Regions from separate parts of the Homo sapiens genome. Here all the other regions are linked to region 1. Evidence: read pairs that join two places in POLR2A ChIA-PET (ENCODE). Cell type or tissue: PC-9. All regions are shown on one strand.

What was found. ChIA-PET counts read pairs that join two places held together with the same protein. Peaks named below come from ENCODE experiments on the same cell type or tissue, not always from the same donor. Only the 100,000 strongest peaks of a DNase experiment are listed, where the experiment ranks them.
Region 2: POLR2A ChIA-PET joins it to region 1 with 7 read pairs; 5 of 35 experiments call an interaction of 5 or more read pairs at or near these places.
Region 3: POLR2A ChIA-PET joins it to region 1 with 5 read pairs; 7 of 35 experiments call an interaction of 5 or more read pairs at or near these places.

The regions. Positions count from the first base shown.
Region 1 is chr12:32,114,015-32,118,014 of GRCh38, reverse strand. All of the region lies in intron 1 of BICD1 (BICD cargo adaptor 1), which reads right to left. Among named protein-coding and RNA genes, the nearest start is that of BICD1-AS1, 8.6 kb to the right of the region's middle. In PC-9, no CTCF peak of the experiment used is centred here; a DNase peak (open chromatin) is centred at 2,114; H3K27ac peaks cover 3,224 bases.
Region 2 is chr12:32,240,899-32,244,898 of GRCh38, reverse strand. All of the region lies in intron 2 of BICD1 (BICD cargo adaptor 1), which reads right to left. Among named protein-coding and RNA genes, the nearest start is that of BICD1-AS1, 140 kb to the right of the region's middle. In PC-9, no CTCF peak of the experiment used is centred here; no DNase peak of the experiment used is centred here.
Region 3 is chr12:32,249,295-32,253,294 of GRCh38, reverse strand. The region is part of intron 2 of BICD1 (BICD cargo adaptor 1); the gene reads right to left. Among named protein-coding and RNA genes, the nearest start is that of BICD1-AS1, 140 kb to the right of the region's middle. RefSeq lists enhancers at 513-852, 3,502-4,000. In PC-9, no CTCF peak of the experiment used is centred here; no DNase peak of the experiment used is centred here.

The sequences.
Region 1 (4,000 bases):
ACTTTGGGAGGCCGAGGCGAGCAGATCACCTGAGGTCAGGAGTTCGCGACCAGCCTGACCAACATGGAGAAACCCTGTCTCTACTAAAAATACAAAATTAGCTGGGCATGGTGGTGCATGCCTGTAATCCCAGCTACTCGGGAGCCTGAGGCAGGAGAATTGCTTGAAACTGGGAGGTGGAGGTTGCGGTGAGCTGAGATCATGCCATTGCACTCCAGCCTGGACAACGAGAGCGAAATATGGTCTTAAAAAAAAATATATATATATATATATATATATGTGTGTGTGTGTGTGTGTGTGTGTATATATATTTGTGTATATATATATATATATGACTAAGCGTAAATGACAAAATATAAAGTCATGCACATGCACATGTGCCCGTGTGTGTGAAAAAGAAGATTCTGGAGGCTGTAGACCTCCCTCAATGCAACCACGTAGCTTCAAAATGTACAGTTTCACTGAAAGCTCTCCAAATTTAGAGATACACTCATCTTAAAGCTTTATATTACCCATTAGTTTTCTTCTGAAAATAAAGCAAAACATAAATCAAAATAAAGTTTTGAGACACTGTGAAAACATTCCAAATGTTTACAGTCATCAAATAGTGTGAAATGCCAAACATTAAAGCAGAACAATTTAACCATGTTGGAAACACTGCTCTGGTGGTGGGAAAAGTATAAAAAACATAAACTTATCAAATTATTTGGAACACCTGGAATGATAAAAATCAAAGAAATCCGAATAAGAATGAACCTTAGAGATCATTCTAGATATACCCCTTCCTAAGGACAACTCCCCATAGAGTATTCTCAGCAAGTGGCTCACTAGCTTCTCCCTTTTGGTGACAGGGAATTCATTACTTCCTAAGAAGACTGCCTCATTCCATTACTAGACAACTACACTTGTCAGAAAGTGATTTATTTTGATCCAAAATCTGGCTCCCAGTGACTCACAGGGCCTTGTTCTGCTCTCTGAAGCCAAGTACAGACGCATCAATGAAAACAAACGTAACATATCAGTTCTATAACATAATAGGTGAGATCAGAAAATATGAATCCAGAAGAAAAGTGAGTTTGGACCAAGTGTTCAAAGAAAAAGGGAACTATGAAATGGTTAAAAAAAAAATGTAGAAGGCCAGGCACAGTAGTTCACACCTACAATCCCAACACTTTGGGAGGCTGAGGTGGGAGAATCACTTGAGCCCAGAAGTTCAAGACCAGCCTGAGCAACATAACAAAACCTCATCTCTGCAAATAATAATTTCTAAAAATTAGTTGGGCCACCTGAGCCTCCAGTAAAAACAAAATCAGGTTAAAAAAAAAAAAAATAGCCAGCATAGTGGTGTGCACCTGTGGTCCCAGCTACTCTGGAGGCTGAGGTGGGAGGATTACTTGAACCTGTGAGGTCAAGGCTGCAGTGGGCTGTAATCGCACCACTGTACTTCAGTCAGAGCGACAGAGTGAGACTCCATCTCAAAATTACATATATATATATATATATAGAGAGAGAGAGAGAGAGAAAGAGAGAGAGAGAGAGAGAGAGAGAGAGACAGACAGACAGACAGACAGACAGAGACAGAGACATAGTACAAGTGCTAAAATAAGGTGGACTATCTTGGCTAGAACTGAGTGACCAGAGTGGAAAAACAAAGGAGAAAAAATACATAAAAGAGTTGATGGAAGATCCCTGAAGTCTAGGTGAAAATTACTGCAACTAGGCAAAACTATTCTGTACTTTGGAAAAATATTGAATGAATTTGAAATGTAAAGGACAGGCAGTAAATAAGCAGAACATGCAGCTCTAAAACACAGCCATCTCAGAGATTTAGAGCTGGTAAAAAAAAATCATAGACATTATGTATTGCAACACCTTAATTTTATAGACTTAATTAAATCCCAAGAGGAAAAGGTATCAATTTCCACTTTCATATTCCCCTCCATTGTAATAACACCTTCACTGAACATTTTCCTCTTTTGTACCCTTTTCTCCCCACCTCCTGCACAGCATGCTGAATCTGAGATGTTGTATAAGATCCTAACTATTTCAAAACTCAGCTTTCAGAGGGCAAAGAAGGGATAACGTAATAAAGCCCAACTGCCTGAATCATCCTGGCTTGCCACCAAGACCCAGAATGGACAGGATGTGGTCACACTGCAGGACTGGCTCTTGCCGGCCATGGAAACTAGCCAGGTATTATGCTGATACACGTATCTCCATCAGCAGCTAACAAGACAAGGAATCAAAATCACTGCTAATTTACCCACAAAACTGTCCATCTTTTCCCCTGGTATCATTCCCCTGGGTCTGCTATTGGGCATCCAAATTCCATCAGTTTCTTTTATGCAAACCTACACCTTTTCCTCTTTCACTTACCATCCATGCTACCCTCAGGGTACCATTTTCACCACCTTCCCACATCCCCAGGGTCACCCAAACTCTGAGCTTCTCGGGTTTTCTTCCCTAATCGGTCTCATTTTCTTCACACTTCACCAGTGCTTTAAAAATGCAGCTTTGTCTCGTAAATACCTGCCTTTTGAAAGGACATACTACTAAATTTAAAACACCAGGCTGCAAGATCCTGTTTTTATAAAAACAAAGGAAGAAAAACAGCAAAAAAAAAAAAACCAAAAACACCACACACACAAAAACCCTGCCTATATGTTTAAAGACATTTAAAACAAGTACAGAAGAATACTCAGCAAAGTGTTAACAACAGAGACAGAACTGTGGGAGAAGAAGGGAAAACTATTAATTTATATATGCTTTTCTCTAGCTTGGAGTACTGCAATAAAAACTGTCATAATTACACAATTTTAATTCTTAAAAAGCAAACTCTTGAAATGAAAAATAGAAAAGGCTGGGTGCAATGGCTCATGCCTGTAATCCCAGCACTTTGGGAGGCTGAGGAGGGAGAATCGCTTGAGGCCAGGAGTTCAAGACCAGCCTGGTCAACATATTGAAACTCCCCCGCCGCCCACACCCCCCACCAAAAGAAAAGAGGAAAAAAACCCACTTAAATTAAAAATGCTAATGCATCTTCAATAAAGATTAAATAAGATTGATAAAGATTAGTCAGTGAGCAGTGAGGACTGTTGCTCCCAGCCCCCATAACCCTAAATGGTGAGTAAGGGCTAATTTTCCACTTAGGCTGCCTTCTTAGACCTTACTGTCCCCAGTCAGCTTTTTTGCCCATCGTTTATTTGTTTTCATTTTTCCTAATTTAGAAAGCAATCAAACTAACTGGTGAAAACATTATTAAATTGTTTATATCCCATATTCTAGAAATTAGGCTTCTATAAAATAACAACCAATTGCACAAATTAATTTTTTTTATTAAATTGAAAGTTAGCCTGTAATCCTAGCACTTTGGGAGGCCAAAACAGGCGGACTGTCCTTAGCTCAAGAGTTCTAGACCAACCTGGCTTACATGGCAAAACCCTGTGTCTACAAAAAAAATACAAAAATTAGTCAGGCATGGCGGTGTGCACCTGTAGTCCCAGCTACTTGGGGGCTGAGGCATGAGGATTGCTTGAGCCCAGGAGGTCAAGGCTGCAGTAAGCCACGATCACACCACTGTACTCCAGCCTAGGTGACAAAATGAGACCCCATCTCAAAAAAAGAAAAAAAAGAAAGTTGAGGATCTGAATCCATCATGCAATGTACGCTTCCCCAGCAAAGAAAACATGAATTAAAAGGACTTATGTGGCTGGGCACAATGGCTCATGCCTGTAATCTCCACACTTTACGAGGGCAAGGCAGGCAGATCGCTCGAGCTCAGGAATTTCAGACCAGCCTGGGCAACATGTTTGAAATCTTCTCTCTACTAAAAGTACAAAAATTAGGCTGGGCGCGGTGGCTCATGCCTATAATCCCAGCACTTTCGGAGGCCAAGGTGGGTGGATCACGAGGTCAGAAGATCAAGACCACTCTGGCCAACATGGTGAAACCCTGTCTCTACTAAAAAAAATACAAAAACTAGCCAGGCGTGGTGGCGCGC
Region 2 (4,000 bases), 130 kb before region 1:
TCCCAGCACTTTGGGAGGCCAAGGCAGGCAGATCACGAGATTAAGAAATTGAGATCATACTGGCCAACATGGTGAAACCCCATTTCTACTAAAAATACAAAAATTAGCTGGGCATGGTGGCACGTGCCTGTAGTCCCAGCTACTCAGGAGGCTGAGGCAGGAGAATCGCTTGAACCCAGGAGGTGGAGGTTGCAGTGAGCCGAGATCGTGCCACTGCACTCCAGCCTGGCGACAGAGTGAGACTCCATCTCAAAAAAAAAAAAAAAAAATCCTATATCAAGAGAAAACTAAGACTTAAGAAAAAATGGAGAGATTTATGGATTACATGTAATTTGGGCTATGCCCCTTGTGTACCTGTCAGCTGGGTTTTTGATAGGAATAGAATAAGAAGTAGGCAATTGGAGGTAACTCCAATTAATGACAGCCTGCCTCAAGTGCTGTGTGTTGCAGCCTGAAGAGAGATTATATGTATTGGGTACCAGGCAAGCAGGTGGCAAGGCTGACATTCCATAAAAAATGATGAAAACCTTGCTATGATGATTTGATTGGATGTAGGGGTCAGCTTATTTTCATAAGGGGAAAGGCAAAGAGAGACACAGGGTCAAATGGTCCTCAAGAAAAGCTCCGTCATACTGAGCACCTATTAGCAGACAAAAAACTAGATTGGAACGTTTTAGGCCTAGGTATTATTGGCTATCTTGTATACAAAAGAAACTTAGTATTGATTTTTTTCCAAGTCTCATTGTAAAAATAATTGTTTTCCATATTTCATTTCAGAAAATATCTATGAAAGACAATGATTTTAATTTTGAAATAGCAGATAAAGAATGAGTCTTCTTACCTATAAACAACTGAACTAATGATTTCTTAAATGCCACTGGTAAGTTTGAATAAGAAATAATTAATACGGATAAGAATGTAATATTCTTATTACAGGAGGGGTACCACACTGTAAATGGCACTGGGACATTTAGCCATTTAGGGGAAGATTTTTAATTTAAACTCTCTTGCTGTTCCACACATCAAACTAAATCTCATGTAGATGAACACATTGAAAGTATAAAAGCCACGAAAACAGGTAGAAATGAGTATTATATTTTTATAGTTTTGAGAAGAGTGAAGGGAAGAGGAAGGAGAGGGAAAGATATTCTCTGCTTAAAGGGCACTCTAAGGAATCTCCTAAGAAACAATCAGTACATTTAAAAACAGGAACACTAAACCTTCAGGGTGTCAAAAGTAAAATAAAATCAAAAGGAAAATAACAAACCAGTGGAAAGGATTTCTACTCATAGAAAACGATTAAGAAAATCAATAATTTTTTGGCACACACAAGTAGTAGAAACATTAAAACCTAACAAATGTGTAAAATTGATGAAATATAAATTTAAAAAGTCTTCTACCATTTGATCAATTATTTTTAATTATATTTCTGGATCAATAAATTTTAATTATATTTCTGGAATGCTATCCCTAAGAAATAACCCTGGCCAGACGCAGTTGCTCATGCCTGTAATCCTAGCACTTTGGGAGGCCAAAGCAGGCAGACCGCTTGAGCTCAGGAGTTTGGGACAAGCCTGGGCAACATGGCAAAACCCTGTCTCTACCAAAAATACAAAAAAAAAAAAAAAAAAAAATTAGCCAGGCATGGTGGGGCGTGCCTGTAATCCTAGCTACTTGGGAGGCTGAGATGGGAGGATCTCTTGAGCCTGGGAGGTGGAGGTTGCAGTGAGCCAAGATCGTACCACTGCACTCCGGCCTGGGCAAAGAGTGAGACCCTGTCTCAAAAAAAAAAAGAAAATCCTAAATACATTTTAAAAATATATGCAAACAGCAATGAAATAATAATACAATAGCTAACACTCACCCAGCCCTAACTCTGCACCAGGTACTATTTCAAGTATGTCACATGTAAGGACTCATTTAATCCTCACAACAGACCCTTGAGTTAGGAATTGTCATTATTCCCACTTAATAGCTAACAAGATCGAGGCCCAGAGAGGATAATTTACTTGCCTAAGGTTATTCAGCTAACATGTGCATAGCCAGTGTTAAACCCTGGCAAATAAGAAAATGAATGCATTTGCAAAATCTGTGCATACTTAAAGGGCACTCTAAGGAATCTCATAAGAAACGATCAGTAGATTTAAAAACAGGAACACTAAACCTTTAGGGTGTCAAAGTAAAATAAAATCAAAAGGAAAATAAACCAGTGGAAAGGATTTCCACTTACAGAAAAGGATTAAGCTCTAAAAACAAAATCCAAAGCTTCTAACTTCAATTATTTGCAAAGTTTTAGGTAATAAACTTGTAAGAAATTATATTAAATTGTACTTAATACAATTTTTCTTTTGTGAATTTTTTTTTTTTCTTTTAAGACAGAGTCTCGCTCTGTCGGCCAGGCTAAAGTGCAGTGGCACGATCTCAGCTCACTGCAACGTCCGCCTCCTGGGGTCAGGCAATTCTCCTGCCTTGGCCTCCCTAGTAGCTGGGACTACAGGTGCCTGCCACCATGCCCAGCTAATTTGTTTTGTATTTTAGTAGAGACTGGTTTCACAATGTTGACCAGGCTGGTCTCGAACTCCTGACCTCAAGCGATCCACCTGCCTTGGCCTCCCAAAGTGCTGGGATTACAGACATGAGCCACTGCATATGGCCTTTTTTTTTTTTTTTTTTTTTTTTTTTTGAGACAGGGTCTCACTCTGTATCCTAGGCTGGAGCGCAGTGATGGAATCATGGCTCATTGCAGCCTTGACCTCCCTGGGCTCAGGTGATCATCCCACTTCAGCCTCCCGAGTAGCTGAGACTAAAGGTGCACACCATCATGCCCAGCTAATTTTTGTTTTTTTGTTTGTTTGTTTGTTTGTTTTGGAGAGACAGGGTCTTACCATGTTGCCCAGGCTGGTCTTGAACTCCTGAGCTCAAGTGATCCACCTGCCTCATCCTTCCAAAGTGGTAGGATTACAGGTGTGTCTTACCATGTCCCGTCTTGTGCATCTTCTTTATCCAACATGAAATGCTATGCTGTTAGCCTTCAATAAAATTTCCTGGAAATCTAGTTTAAAAAAAAATTCAGGTGCCTAGGTCCTATCTGGCCAAGAATAAGGGGAAATAGACTGTTTTTAGTCTGTGATTTGATGGGATACACTGGGGAAAGTCTGTCTCCAAAAGCAGTTAGAGCAGAGCACTAACTCTAGTTATACTTCATAAAAATTCTTGTTGAATTCAACCTTCATAGCTCTGACCTCTACTCAATTTCAGACAGGAGTACAATTCACAGATTGCTAATGGAGAACAGATCAATTTCAAGGCCATCTAGGACATGCATAACCATACACAGAGAAGAACCTGGCTTTAAGTTTTTAATTAATAATACTTCCCTTAGGCTGGAGAGCCAAGTAGTATCTGCCTCCATGTTTCCCAGAGGGCACTAATCAGACTGTGTACTTGGAGGATATCCAGCAGGTGTTTTCTGCTCTGATTCAGGCCACTATCCTGAAAGGTGCAGTCCATGGGGAGAGAACTGCATTCTAGTATTAGAATAAATTGTAACTTCATTTTATTCCCCTGAACAGTCTAATAAAGGTAGGCATGCCCTTATACATGCAGCTATTCCCAGCAGTGTTTGCAAAGCGTTTGCACAGAGTAGGTGCTTAATGGAATGGTAATTTCTGAAGGAAACATTTTGCAGCCAATTAAAATACAGCACAGAGTTTCCATTTCTCTTTGCCGCTGTCTGGAAAATTGTAGATACATATGACTTTCTGCACGTACACATCGAAAGCATTTGCCAACTCAATGGTGTTTCTCTCAATCTGAAGCTTAATGGTGGATTTGCCCATCACAATAAGAGGGTAATAATACTGTCTGACCTTGGAGTGACTCACTGCCCTCCTCTGCTGACTGGCCCCAGGCAGGAAGGGTAATGCAAAATAAATGAATGGGTGAGTACATCGCAATGAGGTGAACATCATCAACTCTACTCTTCTGAATCCTATTAATT
Region 3 (4,000 bases), 140 kb before region 1:
AGCATAATTCCTGGCATTATTAATAATGTAACAGAAAAAAGGGCCAATATATTAACAAGCAGCAATTCAAAGAAAAAGGAATCCAAATGGCTAATAAACATAGTAAGATGCTGGCTGGGCACGATGACTCACACCTGTAATCCCAACACTTTGGGAGGCCAAGGCGGGCCGACTGCTTGAGCCCAGGAGTTCAAGACCAGCCTGGGCAACATGGCAAAACCCAGTCTCTACAAAAAATGCAAAAATTACCTGGGTGCGGTGGTGTGCACCTGTAGTCCCAGCTACTCAGGAGGCTGAGGTGGGAGAATCCTCTGCCTTCCATATGAACCCGGGAGGCAGAGGTTGCAATGAGCCATGATCATGCCACTGCACTCCAGCCGGGATGACAGAGTAAGACCCTGTCTCAAAAACAGAAACAAAAAACGAAAGAAAACAAAAGTAATCAACAACAAAACGATAGTAAAATGCTAAAACCAACTGTGTAGCATCCTATAGGAGACATATCATGACTACAAGATTAATGATAGCTATAAGGCATTAACAAGCTCTCACAGGACTGACACTATGTGCCACTTAGCAGCGTGAGGCCACCTGGCCTGGGGATTTCCAAGCTGGCCCAGGGATTTCCAGGACATAAGGCCACCTCATCACGGATGCAAATCTCGTAAACCTTTAACAAAGCTTACCCTTATAAGACTAGCTTAACCTCCTCTTATGAAAGAAACGCCTGATAATTGACTGAACTAAATGCAGGTAGAAGAAATGGGAAGAATCTCCCAAACTCTGAGAATAGTCTCCAGATGGAGACCCTCCTGGACAGGCAGTCATCTGACCTCTGATTGAATCTGGCCCATGCCACCCACCTGCTCCCACTATCCGACTTGTAAGACCACTGCTAAAATAAATAGCTTGAACATCAGATGGTATTGAAGTCACATCTTTGATGTGAATCGGACTGAAGGGAAGTTGCTTCTAGGGAAACTGGTTTGCTAGGACCATCGAAAACCTCCAAACATGGCAAATTTATAACTCAAGTGAAACGAAGTAAAAAGAGAAGTTATATATATAATATATACAAGATATATAATATATATAAAATATATAGTATATATTATATAATATTTATTATAAATATATAATATGTAATATATAATATATAATATTTATTATAAATATATAATATATAATATTTATTATAAATATATATTTATAAATATATATTATAAATATATAATATATAATATTTATTATAAATATATATTATAAATATATGATATTTATTATAAATATATATTATAAATATATTATATATATAGTGGTAAAGTTTTAAAAGTTTTGTAAAAAAAACAAACTCCCGAGCGCCCCAAAACCGTGTGGAAATATGAACTCTTACTCATCACTGGAGGGAAAGATAATAGATGTCTTTTGAGAAGGCAATTTAAAAAGAAGTATCAAAAGTGTAAATGTACATCCTGCTTTACCTGGAAACTACACCAAGAACAACTTATCCCATGGATCTGTTTGTCAAAATGCATAAATATGAAAGTATAAAGATATTATTTATGATGCAATTTATGAAAATAAAAACTTGAAAATAAACCAAGACTCCATTAACACAGGGAGCTGGACACATAACATCTGGTGCATCCATATAGTAGAACAGTATGTAGCTGTATATAAAAGAATGGAGAGTTCTAGAAAATATACAATTAGGTGATAAAAATCAAGGAGCATTAAACATTTCTGAAACAATATATGAGTGTTAATAGTGGGGTCTAGAACGTGAGAAGGGCAAGGAAAAGATTCTTCCCTAGAGCCTCCAGGAAGAAACCAGTCCTGCTGATGCCTTAATTTTTCACCCAGTGAGACGCATTTCAGAATGCTGAGCTACACAACTATGAGATGGATTCGTGTTGCTTTAAGCCACAAAGTTTGTGGTAATTTGTTACAGCAAACTAATTTAAGTATTTACTTCTATAGCATGGGACTGGAGGTTGAGGTAGTGAGGAGGAAGATTTTATTTTTATGTCATTCCTATTTCACTTAAATATTTTAACATATGCATATATAACTTAAAAATATATATAAGAACAACAAGAAGATATTTTTAATTGGCATTTTAAAGAAGTACAATTCCCTTTGTAATGGCAAACTTTAAGGATAATTTTCTATTATAGTCAGAAAATAATGAGGTAAACATTAGAAAAATAAAATTCCAAAAGGAGAAAATTTTATATAGGTTCTAACTCACTCAAAAGAACTAGGACCTAAGCTTATGATTTCATCCTTATACTTCTTCTTTTTTTTGATACAGGGTCTCACTGTGTCACCCTGGCTAGAGTGAAGTGAGTGGTATGATCACAGCTCACCGCAGCCTCGACCTCCTTGGGCTCAGGCAATCCTCCCACCTTAGCCTCCCAAGTAGCTGGGACTATAGGCACATGCCACCACATCTGGCTAATTTTTGTATTTTTTTTGTAGAGACAGGATTTATCCATGTTGTCTAGGCTGGTCTTGAACTCGTAGGCTCAAATGATCCGCCCACCTCAGCCTCCCAAAGTGCTAGGATTACAGGCATGAGCCACTGCGCCTGGCTTCATCCTTACACTTCCATATGGTGGCCTCAATTTACTGAGAATATGTCTGTATGCAATAAAGATTAAAATAACACAATTTTGAAAAGTAGGTGGATACCTAATGAGAGGCAAAAATAAAACAAAACAAGATAAAACCTGTCTCATTTTTCATCCCTGAGCATTCAATGTCTGCCACCACTGTCCCATCACTACCTCTTTCAATTAACTGGATGATAAATGTGCATTACAAATTGCATGATGTTTTCTAGATAGCCATCCTATTATAGCACAGTGCACTAATAATAAAAATATACAATGTTTAATGAGCAGTATGTATCCCAGGCACCATTCTAATTATTTTCTATTAATCGCATTTTATCCTCACAATAACCCCACTGAGGTAGGTATTATCGTCATCTCCATTTCTTTGAGGCACAAAGGAGTTACCTGCCCAAGGTCCACACAGCTAATACATGAGGAGACCCAGACTGGAACGGAAACAGTGTAACTGCAGAATGGCCCATCTCAACCACTTAATCCTGTACTGAATACAGTTGAGAAAGTTTAACTCAACGTCTAAACAGAATTTCTTTGTGATGAACGTGGTGTAGGACAAGCTTTAGTTTTGGCAGTCCTTTCAGCATTGCAGATCTAGGGTGCTGGAATTAACATAATAATATGCTTCTTGTCTTTTCATTCCAACAGTTCAGCCTCTCCACCATACAGCTTTCCCAACATCCTTTCTTTTGTCTCCTATTTGAGCTCAAAATGATCTGGTATGCCAACCCCAGAAGCATTTATGATCAAATCCCTTTTATTTCCTTTTCAAGCCTCTGTTCTAGGACCTGTGCTTCAGCATTCCTGGGAACCAAAGTCATGCTGCAATAAAATCACTTGCAAATTGTTGGCATTATCAAATCACATTGGAAGACACTTGTACAAAAGAATGAACAAAATATAATAATGGAACAACTTTGGCATACTGCTGCTAATTAACGAAATACATTTTAAAATACTAAAAAAAAAAAAGAGAGAGAGAGAAAAGAAAACTCCATCTCAAGGAGTCCTGAAGCCCTTAGTGATCTCCAGGAAGACACTCCCGAACCCAGAGCATTTTAACTTAGGCTCCATGTGAATGGTTTCAGGACACCTGGGAAACACAAGAATCCTCCCCTTACAGCCATAATGATCTGTATCACCTTCCTCCATGAAAATCAGATCTGGAGTTCTCTTCTCTCTTGTTTACATTCTAGGTAAGGGGGAAAAGAGACAAGGAAAGACATATTCACAGACAAACTAATAAATTACTTTGAAGTACATTTATCCATTATTAATGACAGTATAGTGGTATAATTAAGCTATTTCAAATAACTCATATATAAGAACACGTTCTGTTGTAAAGAGATCCCTGTACACCTTGGGCT